Regions from separate parts of the Homo sapiens genome. Here region 2 is linked to region 1. Evidence: read pairs that join two places in POLR2A ChIA-PET (ENCODE). Cell type or tissue: PC-9. All regions are shown on one strand.

What was found. ChIA-PET counts read pairs that join two places held together with the same protein. Peaks named below come from ENCODE experiments on the same cell type or tissue, not always from the same donor. Only the 100,000 strongest peaks of a DNase experiment are listed, where the experiment ranks them.
Region 2: POLR2A ChIA-PET joins it to region 1 with 24 read pairs; 1 of 35 experiments calls an interaction of 5 or more read pairs at or near these places.

Annotation. Positions count from the first base shown.
Region 1 is chr12:89,746,858-89,754,857 of GRCh38, forward strand. All of the region lies in intron 2 of LOC107984543 (a long non-coding RNA gene), which reads left to right. It also overlaps the pseudogene MRPL2P1 and the pseudogene RNU6-148P. Among named protein-coding and RNA genes, the nearest start is that of ATP2B1-AS1, 42 kb to the left of the region's middle. In PC-9, no CTCF peak of the experiment used is centred here; a DNase peak (open chromatin) is centred at 4,044; H3K27ac peaks cover 1,864 bases.
Region 2 is chr12:90,024,452-90,032,451 of GRCh38, forward strand. All of the region lies in intron 8 of LOC105369890 (a long non-coding RNA gene), which reads left to right. Among named protein-coding and RNA genes, the nearest start is that of LINC02399, 81 kb to the left of the region's middle. In PC-9, no CTCF peak of the experiment used is centred here; a DNase peak (open chromatin) is centred at 4,480.

The sequences.
Region 1 (8,000 bases):
GAGTTGTAGAAGTTTCTTACAGAGTCTAAGTGCAAGTACTTTCTTAGATACATTTTGCAAATATTTTCTCCCAGTCTGTAACTTGCTTATTTTTGTTGGTGTCCTTTGACAAGCACAAGTTTTTGATTTTGTTGAAGACCAATTTATCAAATTTTTATTTTATGGTTATATTTTCTGTGTTGTGCTACAAAATTCTTGTCTATCCTATGTCATACAAATATTCTGCTATGTTTTCTTCCAGAAACTTTATAGCATTAGTTTACATATGGGTATTTGATCCATCTTGAATACAGTTTTGCATATGATATGAGGTAGGTTTAAGATTTATTTATTTCCATAGAGATATGCAATTTTTCCAGCAACATTTTTAAAAAAGAATTTTGTTTCTTCACTGAATTGTTTTTGATGCCTTGGTCAAAAATCAGTTGACCAAGTAACTGTGGCTTTATTTGACTCTCTATTCTGTTCCACTGGTATATTTGTGTATCCCTACACTGATACTACGCTCTTTTGACCACTGTTGCTTCCTAGTAAGTCTTGAAATCAATTAATGTAACTTCTTCAATTTTTTTCTCATTTTTCAAGATAATTTTAGCTAGTTTAGGTTGTTTGCATTTCTATATACATTTTTGAATCAGCTTGTCAATTACGTTTCTTTTTTTGAGACAAAGTCTTGCTCTGCAACCCAGGCTGGAGTGCAGTGGTACAGTCTCGACTCACTGTAGCCTCGACTTCCCAGGTTCAAGGGATCCTCCCACCTCAGCCTCCCTAGCAGTTGAGACCACAGGCACATGCCAACACACCTGGCTAATTTTTGTATTTTTTGTAGAGACGGGGTTTCACAAAGTTGCCCAGGCTGGTCTTGAACTCTTGGACTCAAGTGATCCACCCACCTCAGCCTCCCAAAGTGTTGGGATTACAGGCACCTGGCAGCTTGTCAAGCTTTATTAAAAAAAAAAATTCCCTGGAATTTTGATTCAGATTACATTTTAGTCTATTGATTAAATTTGGGGAGAATTGCCATCTTAACAATATGAGTTGTCCAATTCATGAACATAGGTTATTTCTTTACTTATTTAGGCTTAATTTCTCTCAGAAATGAGTTTTAGTTTTCCATGGGGAGGTCTTATACACCAACTATTAAATTTCTCCCTATTTTATATATTTTTGTTACTATTATAAATGGTATATTTAAATATTCTTATTTTTAATGTTTGTTACTAATATATAGAAATGTTATTAGTTTTTTGAACATTGATATATCACGTGGACTTGCTTAATTCATTTCTGGCTCTAGTAGCTTTATTTATTTATTTATTTATTTTTCAGATTCCTTAGGATTATCTATATACACAATAATGTTGTGGCAAATAAAGACAGTTTTACTTCTTCCTTTCCAAAATGTATGCTCTCTTTTTTTTTTTCTTGACTTACGACAGTGGCTAGAATCTATATAGTACCTTGCTGAATAGAAGTAGCAAGAAAGAACATCCTTGCTTTTCTCTTAATCTTGGGGCAAAAGCTTTCAGCCTTTTATCATTAAGTATGATGGTAGCTTATATTGCTGGACTTATATATAATTACATATTGCAGGATTTGATTTGTTAATATTTCTATAGAATCATTTTCATCTTTATTCATGAAGGCTATTACCTGTACTTTTATTTTCTTGTAAAGTTCTTGTATGATTTTGAAATCAGGGTTATTCTGGCTTCATAAAATGGTCTCTGAATTATTCTTTCCTCCTTTATTTTCTGGAAGGGTCTGTGTAACATCAGTGATATTTTTTTTTAATGTTTGATGGAATTTACCAGTGAAGCATCACAAGTTTCAATTGCCTTAGTAGCCCTCAAATTCAATCTCTTTTTTCCTCCATCTAGCAAAAGACTCTGTTCAACATTTGGGCTCCACTTTGCTGTGCTGCGTTGAGAAAGTGCCCTCAGACAGAAAGCTAGGGAGAATGGAGGGTTTACTTTGTGTTTTCCTGCACTCAGGGATTATAGCCATGCAGGCCTGATTGTCCAATGCCTGGAAACTTTTGCTTCATATTTTGTCCAGTTTTATGGTTATGCATGGCTGAAGCATAAAGCCAGTGGCCATTTTTTCTATCATAGTCAGAACTGAAGGTTTAGAGTGATGTTTTGTAATTAAAAACACATTGTGTTAGTTTTTGGCTCCAAACTCACCGTCCAAATGGAGTGCCAACTTATTGCAAGCAAAATTCAGATTTTTTTTCTATGGCCAATAAGACCACACATGAGCTGGCCTCCTACTACCTATCTATCTCATCTACTACCATCCTTCCCTTCACTTTGCTCTAGCCATGCTGGACTTCCTGCTATCCTTTAACATACCAAGCTTTTCCACTTGTTCGCTCTGCCTGTAAAGCTATTCCCCAAGATGCTCCCATGATTTACTCACTCACTTTATTCGTGTCTCAGTTCAAATGTTACCTCCACAGTGAGGCCTTCCCTGAACACTGTGACAGAGAACTCTTGCACCATTTTTGTACTCTATCATCTGATCACGCTTTACATACGTTCATAAGTCTCAGTGCTTTTTGAATGTATATTATACATTTTCCATTTACAACTTTCTGTTGCAACTTTTCAACTGTATTTTTGTAGCTCAAAACAGCCATAGACAATATTTAAATAAATGGATGTGGCTATGTTCTAACATAATTTTATTCACAAATAAAAGCGAGCTGTAGTTTGCCAACTCCTGGTCCAGACTATCAATACATTGTCTCTGACTTATACATATACGACCTAAAATTATCTCATATGTAAAAATGATTTTTTTTTCTTTTTTTCTGAGACGGAGTCTCAATCTGTTGCCTAGGCTGGAGTGCAGTGGCACGATCTCAGCTCACTGCAAGCTCCACCTCCTGGGTTTACGCCATTCTGCTGCCTCAGCCTCCCAAGTAGCTGGGAGCACAGGCGTGTGCCACCACGCCCGGCTAATTTTTTTGTATTATTAGTAGAGACCGGGTTTCACCATATTAGCCAGGATGGTCTTGATCTCCTGACCTCGTGATCCGCCTGCCTCGGCCTCCCAACATTCTGGGATTACAGGTGTGAGCCACCATGCCTGGCCAAAAATGATCTTTTTATAAGCACAGTAGCTTATCCACCATGGTTACAGACAGCTCTGGTACAATTTCCAGACCTCCTGTAGTTTAAGTACAGAAATTCTGTACTTAAAAAAAAAAAAATTCTTGTTTTTCTTTTATTCATGCCTCAGTCCTACGGTAGAAAAATACTTCAAGCTTTTCAACAGACTTTAAAGATAATGTTAAAAATACATCACTCACATTTTGAAATTCTGTGGATATATCAATTAGCAATGCTTTCAGCTGCAAGTAACAGAAAACCAGACCAACAATGACTTAATCATCAGTACACTTTTTGTTTTCTTAATGAAATTCTGTAGGTAGGTGGCAGTTCAGTGACTTAATGAGGATCTCAGATTTTTTCATTCTTCTATTCCACCAATCTCAGATTGTTGGCTTTTGTTTTCCAACTTAAAGCCTCAAGAGGACAAGATGGCTGCCACGGCTTCAAGCATTGTTTCCTTACGTAAGTGTGCAAAGCAGAAAGGGAGGGAAAGGATCAAAAGACCTTCTCCTTACATCCCCTCTCTTTTATCATGAAAGAAAATCTTTATCAGAAACCTCCTGGCAGACTTGCCTTGCTTCTTACTGAGATAAACTAGGTCACTTACCTCTGCTTAGGTCAGTCACTTGGACAAGGAAATGGAGGTTCTGTGACTACTTTAGTTGAGGGGTTGACAAACTAAGGTCTGTGAAAGAAACCCAGTCTTGGGCCTGTTTCTATGAATAAAGATTTATCGGAACACAGCCATACCCATTCATGTTTATATTGTCTATGGCTGTTTTTGTGCTGCAAAAGTAAAGTTGATTAGTTGTGACAGAGGTGTATTTACTACCTGGTTCTTTACAGAAAAACTTTGCTGTCCTCTGGCTTTGACTTAAATTCATGCCCTAAGTCTAGCCACAAAATCAGGACTCTTTAAACAAACAAACAAAAAAATTAGGAGTGGCTCGTAGGAAGGCAAATAATAGTGACCCCTATTATTGTTTATAGTCATTTATATGGTATGCTAATGCATATTTTAACAAATGGCTAACAGATGTACTTTTTGAAAACTCATTTTCAAATTCTCAGTTTGGGCCCTTCACTCCTTGTTCCTGTTGTCATTCTACCCAAATCTTAATACCATCCCTAATGACTAATCTCGTCTCTCTCAAAACTTCCTTTCAGCCTTTAGGAATTTAAGAAGAATTCAATAGCATTGAAGGCTCTGGAGGGAGTATAGTGTAGGATTCAATTATTGAGTAAAACTGAATTTCAAACTTTTTCATTCTGCAACACATGATAAGGGTGCCTCCCTGCTTTGCACAACTCTCTGTAGATTTCCTTCCCTGGCAGGGCGCTGTGGGCCTGGCTGGTGTTTTCCTTGAGTCTGAGTTGATCTCCTCAGAGCTGAGGGAGAACACTGGAAAAAAGTGTCCTTTAGAGATTTAGAGATATTGATAAGCAATTAGAAGATATGCCACCAAATGCTGGTTAAGAAGATAAGTCAATCTTTTAGAAAGTTTGAAGCAGATGAAAGGAGATGCTGGAGGAATTTTCTGAGCTCCATCAAGTTTGGGTTCCATAACTTTGTGCACTGCTTGGGTTGTAGCCAGTTATAGGAGCCTATGAGAGTACACAGTTTTTTCTTTTTAAAAAATATATATATCACCACACAATTTCCTACTCCTTTACCCTCCCAGATCCTACAGCTTTTCATCTAGATATAACAACAGAAGTGTTTAAAAATAGAGGCACTGGGAGAGGAAAAAGGGTCTGGGATGTGAAGGAGACAGTTTTACTTTTGTTCAACAGCCACTAGAAATTAGTTTCAACTTTTCAGATCTAAGCTTATTGAGAGGTTTAACCTGCAGTTTGATGAAAAATTCAACCAGTGTGAAATTTTGGAATACAGAATATCTGTGAGTGAGGACAAACAGACCTTCTATGATCCATTTTGTGGCTGAAACTTTGATTCAAAGAAGAGACAGTCCAGGCCGGGTGCGGGGCTCACGCCTGTAATCCCAGCCCTTTGGAAGGCCTAGGCGAGTGGATCACTTGAGGTTGGGAGTTTGAGACCAGCCTGGCCAACATGATGAAACCTCGTCTCTACTAAAAAAAATAGAAAAGATTAGCCAGGCATAGTAGTGGGTGCCTGTAATCCCAGCTACTTGGGAGGCTGAGGCAGGAGAATCGCTAGAACCTGGGAGGCGGAGGTTGCAGTGAGCCGAGATCACCCCATTGCACTCCAGCCTGGGCAACAAGAGTGAAACTCCGTCAAAAAAAGAAAAAAAAAAAGAAAGAGACACTGAGTTTGTGCCTCTAATTGTGCCTCCCCTTTCTTGGGAATAATAGCCCTGTAGGGCAGGGGAGGATAAATAAGAGCTTCTAGGGTTTAACTTAAAAATCAGACTATTTAAGCCCCTGGACCTCTGAGCCTTTCCATGTCCCCTTGCTCATGCTCTCTCTACTTAGCTGTTAAAAGATCTGCTCTTGCTGCACTGTCACTCTCCACTCTCCTCCCCCTGCTCAACTGGCTTCAGTCTATCCACCATCCTCTCACCGCAGCTGCTACCACTGCTGTTCTCAGAGAGGTGTGGAGGGGTTTCCTCCTCACCACTGCTCACAGCTCTGTTTTAGGATCCCTCTGTTAGCCTGTCTCTTAGCTTACAGGCATTCTGCCAAAGAATCTGGAGCCTTTCCTAAAGGATGGGTAGAAGTGAATTTGAGTGACACAATCATATGTCTCCCTAAATGGTTTCTTCTTCCCTACTAATAATAGGTATCAATAGGATTCTACGTATCTTGACCTTCTCCTACTTCAGGTGGGATCTAAAGAAAAGGTCATCTTCCCTTTTCTTTTTGGTGGAAGGGTATTCATTGTGGTTTCATAGGTTTTCCATCTCAATATTTCTCTCAAGAACACTAGCAGGAGTGTGATGAGCCCTGGCTATCCTGATGGCCCTGTGGGCACTGACCTGCACTCTGCACTCTCTGAGCCTGGCACCCCCGACCGTTGCCACTTCTGTCCCGAGTCTGTTCCCTGCCTCCCAGGTGATGAACAATGCCCTCTTCCAATGGCCCTCTGCCTTGATGTTGCTCCCCTGCCACCAAATCCTTACTTCTATGGCCCTTAGTGCCAACTTTGTGCCTTGAAAGAGTCATACCAAGTACACAATTAAACCAGTGAAGATGAGGAAGTCTGGGGGTGAAGACCACACAGGCCAGATCTGGGTGCACGGTATTGACAGGGGCCACAAGCAACATTATTGCATGATTGACTTTTGTGTTTCTGGCCTGAGGAGGAGACCAAGTCAGGACCCTTTGAGGAGAAGGTTATCCAAGTCCACCGTGATCCCTGTAGGTCAGCAGACATAGCTCTGGTTGCTGGGGGTAGCCAGAAACACTGGATCATCACCACAGAAAACTTGCAGGCTGGAGATACAATCCTGAACTCCAACCACATAGGCCAAATGGCAGTTGCTGCTCAGGAAGGGGATGCACATCCACTTGGGGCTCTGCCTGTGGGAACCCTCATCAACAACATGGAAATTGAGCCAGGCCGGGGTGCCCAGTATATCCAAGCTGCAGGGACGTGTAGTGTGCTACTGTGGAAGGTGAATGGCACAACCGTTATCCAGCTGCCCTCTAAGAGGCAGATGCAGGTGCTGGAAACATGCATAGCAACAGTAGGCTGAGTATCCAACACTGATCATAACAAACAGGTCACTGGCAGGGCAGGTCACAACCGTTGGCTGGGCAAGAGGCCTTCCAGTGGGCTACAGCACCACAAGGGGTGCTGGGCTGGCCGAAAGATTTGGCCACTACCCTTCATGAAGAGTTATGTGAAGCTGCCTTCTGATGCTGCCCAAAGCTGATATCCCTGTATTGTAATAATGTGCCCCCCTCCCCTGAAAAAAAAAAAAAGAGCACTAGCAGGTTCTTGAGCAGCTGGAACTCTTAGAAACTTGCTGTTTTACCCCAAGTTTCCAGTATGAGTATAGTGATTAGATTCTCCTTCTTCTCATCTTTTCTCTTTCACTGGCCCTCAAGGCACTTAAAATAAAGCCATTAATATTTCATGGTAAACCTTTGTTTTTATCATGCTCACTTCAGCAGCACATATACTAAAATTGGAATAGTACAGAGAAGATTAGTATGGATGACATGCAAATTCGTGAAGTGTTATATTTTTAAAAGAATGAAATGCTGTCACTTACAGCAACATGGAGAAACCTGGAGGGCAATATGTTAAGTGAAATAAGCCAGGCACAGAAAGACAAACACCACATACTCTCATTCATTTTTGAAATCTAAAAAGTTGTTCTCGTTGAAGTGGAGAGGAGAATAGTAGTTACCAGAGGATGGGGAGGGTAGGAAGGAGAGAGAGATGATGAGAGTGATGGTCAACGTGTACACATTTACAGTTAGATAGGAGGAATAAGTTCTCATGTTCTTTTGCATACTAGACTGGAGATGACAATAAAATAGCTAAAAGAGAGGTTTTTGAACATTCTTATCACAAAGAAGTGATAAATGTTAAAAGTGATGGCCATGTTAATTACCCTGATTTGGTCATTACACAATGCATACATGTGCAATCAAAATATTACATTGTATCCCATAAATATATATAATTAGTATGCATCAATTAAAATTTATGCATAATTAGTATGCATCAATTAAAATTTATGCATAATTACTATGCATAAATTAAAACTTTTAAAAAAAACTAGTTTTTTATACTATTGAAAACATAGTTCTATGCATTTTCTAAAATGCCACCTATGCCCTTCCTATTCAGAGCCTCTTGGCTTTAACACATACTGGCCAACTTGGGACCACAGAGGAGGAGCTAAAACATGAGGGATTGGTTTAGGAGGTAAGGGGAGACCCAACATT
Region 2 (8,000 bases), 280 kb after region 1:
AATGCAATTGGTTGGCTCCCGGGCATTTGGAAGGAAATATTTGCAGCTGGTTAATAGCAAAATAAACAGTTGCAAGTATGCTCTGCAATTGGATGGAGAGAGGGCTGACAGGGACAGAAAGGGGAGGCTAAAAAGAGAAGTATGGGATGCAGCAGAGTGTTGCCGGAACAGTGGAAAGTTTAGAGTCGAATGCGTCTGGGTTGAATCTGAGGAATTCTGTTTACTTACTGTATGTGGCCTTGGGCCAGTCAATTTTTCTCATCTGCAAAATGGGGATAATCACATTTACATTGCTGGGTTTTGGTAAGCATTAGGATTATTAGGATTATGTGTATAAAGCATGTAAATCCTTCTCTGGCACCTATCCAGCAGGTGCTTGGTAAATGATAGTTATCAATAGAAAAAGATATATTTATTTTTTTCTGGAGGGGGACTTTTTTTTTAATTACGTCTTTTTGTTTCCTTTGTTTCTTGTGTTTTTACCTATTGTATTAGTTTTCTGTGGCTGCTGTAACAAATTACCATAAATCTAGTGGTTTAAAGAATAATTTTACTCTCTCACAGTTTGAGAGGCCAGAAGTCTAAAATTGAGGTGTTGTCTACCTCCAGAGTGGGGAGGGGGAGAATCCTCTACTTCTTCCTCTGGTGGTGGTTGGCATTTCTTTGTTTGTGGCTGCACCGCTCCCTGCTCTGTCTTCATAGTCTTCTCCTCTGAGTGTCTGTGTCTAATCTCCCTCTGCTTCTCTTTTTTTTTTTTTTTGAGACAGAGTCTCGCTGTGTCACCCAGGCTGGAGTGCAGTGGCGTGATCTCGGCTCATTGCAAGCTTCGCCTCCCAGGTTCACGCCATTCTCTTGCCTCAGCCTCCCGAGTAGCTGGGACTACAGGAGCCCGCCACCACGACCGGCTATTTTTTTGTATTTTTAGTAGAGATGGGGTTTCACCGTGTTAGCCAGGAAGGCCTCGATCTCCTGACCTCATGATCCACCCGCCTCGGCCACCCAAAGTGCTGAGATTACAGGCATGAGCCACCGCTCCCGGCCTGCTTCTCTCTTATAAGAGTCCATGTGATTGCATTTAGGACCAACCCAGATAATACAGGATAATGCTCCTGTTCAACATTCCTAATCAGGTCTTCTGCTATATAAGGTAATGCTCACTCTTTTTTCATATAAAGTGATAGTCACAGGTTCTGAGGATTAGAAATGGAATATATATTTGAGGGGCTATTTTTTTTCTGTCTAGCAAATCTTTTTAAATATTTTAAGAAAATTTTATAAAAAATCCAGCCTAACAAGTAAGGTTCTAGAAAACAGTTTGACTTTCCTTTAAAGTGGGCTGAGGAAATGGTGCGCATGGAAATGGGGAACTTAGTTTTCAGATTTAAGAAAGGAAGCCAAAAGATGAGCACCTGAAATAAAATACCACCATTTGGAAAAATGAGAAGAAGATTTGAAATAATGATGATATCTTTTAAAAATGCAGTATCATTTACTTTCCAAATTATTCCAACACATTTAGCTCTGCAGTGAATCCCTAGAAATCAAATCTTATTTTGCTACTGATTTTGACTATATCCTTGGAATTATCCATCTGTGGAAAAATCTTCTCTGTGATCTTAACTGAAACTGTGTTTACAAAGAGCTGGGACCCTTCTCATAGCATTGTTATCAGTTCAGACACTGACATTCTGAATGTTACAGTGCTTTTCTTGTGCCCTCCTAAAAATTTCCCCAAATTATAGAAGTGCCTCCTTGACTGGGGAATCATTGAACTGTGTATTTGTAGTGCCTCTCAATGGACGTCGTAATTTCCAATAAAGTTGGACTTCCTTGATGATCACCAATATTAATATTTAAGTATGACCATATTTAAATATGACATTTGGACTTCAGTGACTTATAAAGCATATTTTCTCCCTATTTATTATTGTTTAATAATTCTATATTTTAAAATGAAGGATGTATATGCAACTAGGAAAATGATGTTTTATTTTGTGTATAATCAAATTTTTGCCTATAAGGAAACCGTCATATATATATATATATATATATATATATATATATAAAGAGAGAGAGAGAGAGAGAGAGAGAGAGAGAGACCGAGTCTCACTCTGTCACTCAGGCTTGAGTACAGTGGCGCTATCTTGGCTCACTGCAATCTCCACCTCCTAGGTTCAAGCGATTCTTGTGCTTCAGCCTTATGAGTAGCTGGGATTATAGGCACGTGCCACCACGCTTGCCTAATTTTTGTAATTTTAGTAGACACAGGGTTTTGGCATGTTGGCCAGGCTAGTTTTGAACTCCTGACCTCAGGCGATTGCCTGCCTCGGCCTTCCAAAAGTGTTGGGATTGCAAGCGTGAGCCACCACGCCTGGTCATTATGCATATTCTTAAATTTGAGATTTATTAGTCTCTGGTCTTAGCATCAGAAACTTTTCTGTAGCACTTGATATGTTTTAAAATTCATAGACACTCTGAATTGTGTACATGATCTGATTTCCCTTTTTATGTTGATTGTTAAATTTATTACCCACCTATAAAAGTATAGAGAATTTTGTCATATATTTTTACAATAATTTTCTTTTTGGTTGCATTTTATATGGTTGCTGTCATTTTTTTTTTCTTTCATGTGTGTCTGTTGTGGGTTGACTTGTGTTCCCCAAAGAGATATAGTAAAGTCCTAACCCCTGATACCTGTGACTATCACCTTATTTGGAAATAGTCTTTGCAGATCTATTAAGTTAAAATGAGGTCATACTGGGTTAGGATGGGCTCTAATCTAATTACTGGTGTACTTATAAGTGGGGGAGAAGACACACAGACACAGACACACACAAGGAAGAACACAGTGTGAAGATGAAGGCAGAGATTATAGTGATGTATCTGCCAGTGAGGGAATGCTGAGGGTGGCCTATCAGCCACCAGAAAGTAAGAAGAGGCAGACAGAGGATTTCTTAGAAACTTCAGAGGGATTGTGACCCTGTGAACAACCTGATTTCAGACTTCTAGCCTCTGTAACTGGGAGAGAAGAAGAATACATTTCCATTGTTTTAGGCTGCCCAGTTTATGACATTTTGTTACTACAGCCCTAGGAAACTAATAGTGTCCACACATTTGAGTGTGTGTGCATTAATATTAATACATGTGTATGTATGTGATTATATATGTGAGAGAAGTTATCACCTCAAATTTCTGCCAGCTACTTCATATTGTTTTAAAGAATGAAATTATTTAATAAATATTTAATAATAATTATAATATTATAATAGTAGTATATTCCTCTCATAAACTCCTTAGAATATATCTCCTTGTTCAAAGTAGTTATTGGAATATATACTCTTTGTGTATATATATATATATATATATATTTTTTTTTTTTTTTTTTTTGAGATGGAGTTGCTCTGTGGCCCAGGCTGGAGTGTGGTGGTGTGATCTCAGTTCACTACAACCTCAACTTCCAGGGTTCAAGCGATTCTCCTGACTCAGCCTCCCAAGTAGCTGGGACTACAGGCGTGTGCCACCATGCCTGGCTAAATTTTGTATTTTTGGTAGAGATGGGGTTTCAGCATGTTGGCCAGGCTGTTCTCAAACTCCTGACCATGAGTGATTCACCCTCCTCAGCCTGTCAAAGTTCTGAGATTACAGGCATGAGCCACTCTGCCCAGCCTTCATAAAAATTTAATTAGTTATATATTGCTTCTAGGACAATGATCAAGATCTAAACCTATGCATTTTCCTGACTTTGCCAGTAGTGAACTTGATGGCATTTTGCAAGAAGCTGCCTCAAAATTCCAAATAACACATAACATGATTAGGGAGCAAGTGACTTCTGAGTATGAAGATCCATGTGGGTGTTTCATTAAGATGAAATGTATCTGGGATTTGCTACGAGATAGGTCAAGCCAGCACGCATCCAGGTCTGTCCCTCCATGGCATCTGTGCTATGTAATGTGGTCACATAAAACCTCTTCATGAGACAGCAAGCAGATAAACTGGAGACATCTCCTAAGACAGAAACAGATGAGTGACAAAGGCAGTTTTCCTCCTCATTTCCATTTTATGCATTTCAGGGTTTGGCAGGGTAAGCTCTGCTTTAATGTAGATGATAATGCAATGCTGTAAAAGAATCAAATCGAGCAAGATTCTCTCTAAGCTGTAGACCAGTTTCCTGTTTTATTTTCTTGAATGTTTTCTTTTACTTTTGAAAACAGACAGTGAACCTTAAAAGCAGGGAGGCAGCTTTTAAGCTTGCTATCATCATTCAGATCAATTTGGAACCAAGTCTCACCTCCCATCTCTTCTAATTTTGATGTACATTCTCTGTTGGCCACTGGCCAGAGCAGAAGTCAGGAAATGATAAATACTCATTTATTCCCAGACACAGCAGTTTGTGCTGAGATGGGAGACAGCATTTACAGTCATTAAACCTATTGCATTTTTAGTGTGTTTATTAATAGCAACCAAAGTCAATGTTGATGTCATCTCCACTAGTGATAGTCAACTTTCAGGTTTGTTATTCTTAGTGGATTTCCTGCCCAAGGATCCACACTTGTTTTGTTCAGCCTTCCACAATGATTTATAACATGACTGTCAAATCAGGTTTAACTAGTTTAACACCAGCTAGACATAACCAGATATCATATAGCTGAAAAAATTGCTTTAGTGGGTATGTCAAATATCAGAGAAACCCAACAAATGTTAAAGAAAATATCTTCAGAAGAGAACATCTTGTTTGTTCTAGTGCTTGAGAAAAGTATCTCTGAATTTTATAATTCTGAAAGTCTCTTGATAAATAGGCAGATTAATCAGTATAGTGCTTTCGTTTCTTCTTAAAAAATATGTAACTGCTACTCAGGTTTTTTTTCTTATCCTGTCAACCAGGCAACTGAGTTAGTTGATCCTCAGGTTAAAGTTGGTGGAAGAAATAAAAACCTCAGAGTTGTCAATATCTTGCTATGTTTTGGTGCATCTGATATTCTGATTTGGCTTTCACTAGATATCACATAGCTGAGAATCATCTTACGTTCTGGTATTTGACAAGCATTGAAAGCATCCGAGGCAATGAGTTGGCATGGATTCAGCCTGCCTTGGCAAAAGCATGGCCAGAACTGATATGATGTCCTACACAGACAGCACCTGCTCTTGAAATCAGGCCCATTGCTCATCAAAGGACAGCCCCTCCCCCAACAAATATGCCATTCAATTTATTCATTTTTAAAATTAAGATGGACTGAATAAAAAAGAAAGCACAATTGCTTTTGTTTGGACAAATAAGCAGCCATGCGATTAGCTTGAAATCGCACAGGTAAAAAGCACAGTGACTAAATTATCATTTAATGATTTTTAATAAAGAGAGATGCTTACTTGCTTTTAAAACAGAATCTGAAAAAGGGAATGCAAGGTATGTGAATGTGACATGAAAGCATAGAGTGATATTTTACTAGATTAAGCAAGACATGAAAAATTAGAGAGGTGATTCTAAGCAATGGATAAAAATACAACTTATACATTAAAACCAGTCACTGTACCTGGAAACATACAAAGTATTTAATGTAGCAAATTTACATTTGCTAAAAGGAAGATTGGATCCTATTTCTACCACACATTTTTTCCCTTTTGAAAATTATACAGATTATTTATTCTTTCTTATACTTTAAGCTCAGTGGCACCATTAACAAGAGAGGGTATTCATTTAAACCAGAAGAATGGAAGAGTTCAAACTTTAGGGGCAATGAAGGAAACTGAGGAAAAGGAGGGACTTCAAGGTCAAATTATGTGAACTGTGAACAAATTATTGTGAACTGCAAATTACACCATTTTGTTTTTTTAGGCAGTTTCTTATTACAGTATTTCCAATAGCAGATAATTGCTAAGATCCAAGGAAGTCCTAAAAACAATTCAGGATCTTGATTCTATGACATTCTCAATGCTATCAGGTATCTAAAACCAAACATGGTGCTGAGAAGCAGAAACTAATCATAAAATATTATATGTTTGCAGCTTTGCAGTCAGAAAAATTGAGATTGAAACATGCTGCTGGCTTCTCAGTAGCTATGTGATCTGGGGCATTTGCTTAACCTTAAATTTTTCAGTTTTTTTCATCTATAAAATTCAGATAATAGTAAACCTATCACATGAAATTATTGGGAAGACTAAGTGGTGTAATGTATGCAAAGCCTAAAACAATAACTAGCACAGTATAATGGCTTAATCAATGTTAACTTGAATTAGCATTTTTGTGCCTGCTTAAACAGTGATTTTCAAATGACCCATATAGAGCTTGAATATTATTTGGAAATTGAGCCATAAAGCAGATGAAATCACCAAGGATTTGTTTGGTTTGTTTTTATTTGCAGGAAAAGGGAACATGACATTTAACATCAGTCTGTATGTTATGTGATCTGGACATTAGCTGTGTTGGCTCTTGGCACAGTTGACACCTCCTCCTTTGCTCCACTCTGCATTGTGGGGGCTGGAAATCTGAGAGCTATATGTTTCCCAGTCTCCTTTGCCAGCAGGCTTCTGAATTGGCATTAGGGTCCATCAGTGAGATACATTTGTGTAATATTTGGAAGGCAGAAGAGTGTCAGAAACAGTGATGTGTCAAGTTGGCTCATAAAAGTTCAAAGGAACTGATCATGGACATCATTTTCCAACTATGCATTCAGTAGCTTTAAATCAGCCATAGTCGGAATTTTTATACCACAGAAATTGGAAAATACTACAAATAAGCACTTTTTTCATGCCCAATGAATCAGTTAGATATTTCTTGCATACCAGTGGATAGAAATAATATTATTCCTCTACCTGTATTGGCAGGCAGATAATCAGGCATTGAAAAGTGAGATTTTGCAGTGGACTTTGGATATTCTCCTGATTATTATCACTGGTCTCAATTGGATGTTCCCCTGATTATTATCACTTGTCTCAATTGGGGGCATTGAAGTAGAATTCCTGCTCTGGGTTACAGTAGCCATTTTCTGATTGCCTGAATCCAATGGCAAGCCTGTGCTAGTGGTAGCTTTCTCTGGCTTTTGCCCTTCCAACAGTTTTGTAAGCACCAAATTATCTTTGTTAAATTTCTTCCTGCCCCAAATGCCTAGAATACTCTCTGTTTTCCTGATAAAACTCTGATAATACATTAAGTCATAAATACGTAAGTATAGTTATCTGGGCAGGACTCATGTCAACTTGAAAAAAAATAGGGGCTTTAAAAAATCAGTGATAACAAACTTTCCGTATATTTGTGAGGATGCTGCCAGTGAATTTACCTGAATTTGAAGATAAGCTCAGAGAACCAAAGAAATAAATCAACCTACAAAACTACTTGTAGATCATTTAGACTTGGAGACTTTGGCATTTATAGGTTTTAGTATACTTTAAATCAAAGACCAGAAAAATCTGTTAAGCACTCTGAGTGAGGGAATTTCCTTTTTTGCTTTTCCAAAGCTAGTCTATCATCTATTACCTTTGAACATCTGGCTAATTTTTGTACTTTTAGTAGAGACAGTGTTTCACCACGTTGGCCAGGCTGTTCTCTAACTCCAGGCCTCAAGTGATCCGCCCACCTCAGCCTCCCAAAGTGCTGAGATTACAGGCATGAGCAATTGTGCCCGGCTTCATCTTTCAGAAGGTATGTTGTTTGCAAGTATTTCCTCCCAGTCTGTGGCTTCTCTTTTTATTCTCTTGACAATGTCTTTTGCAAGTTATAAATTTTTAATTTAATGAAGTTCAGCTTATCAATTCTCTCTCATGGATTGTGCCTCAGGTGTTGTGTCTAAAAGGTCATCTCAAACTATAGGTCAACTAGATTTTCTCCTATGCTATCTTCTAGGAGATTTATAGTTTTGCATTTTACATTTAAGACTGTGAACCATTGGAGTTTACTTTTGGGAAGGGTGTAAGGTCTGTGTTTAAATTCGTATTTTTGTGTGTGTGTATGTTCAGTTGTTCCAACATGATTTGTTGAAAAGATCATCTTTTCTCCAGAGTGTTGTCTT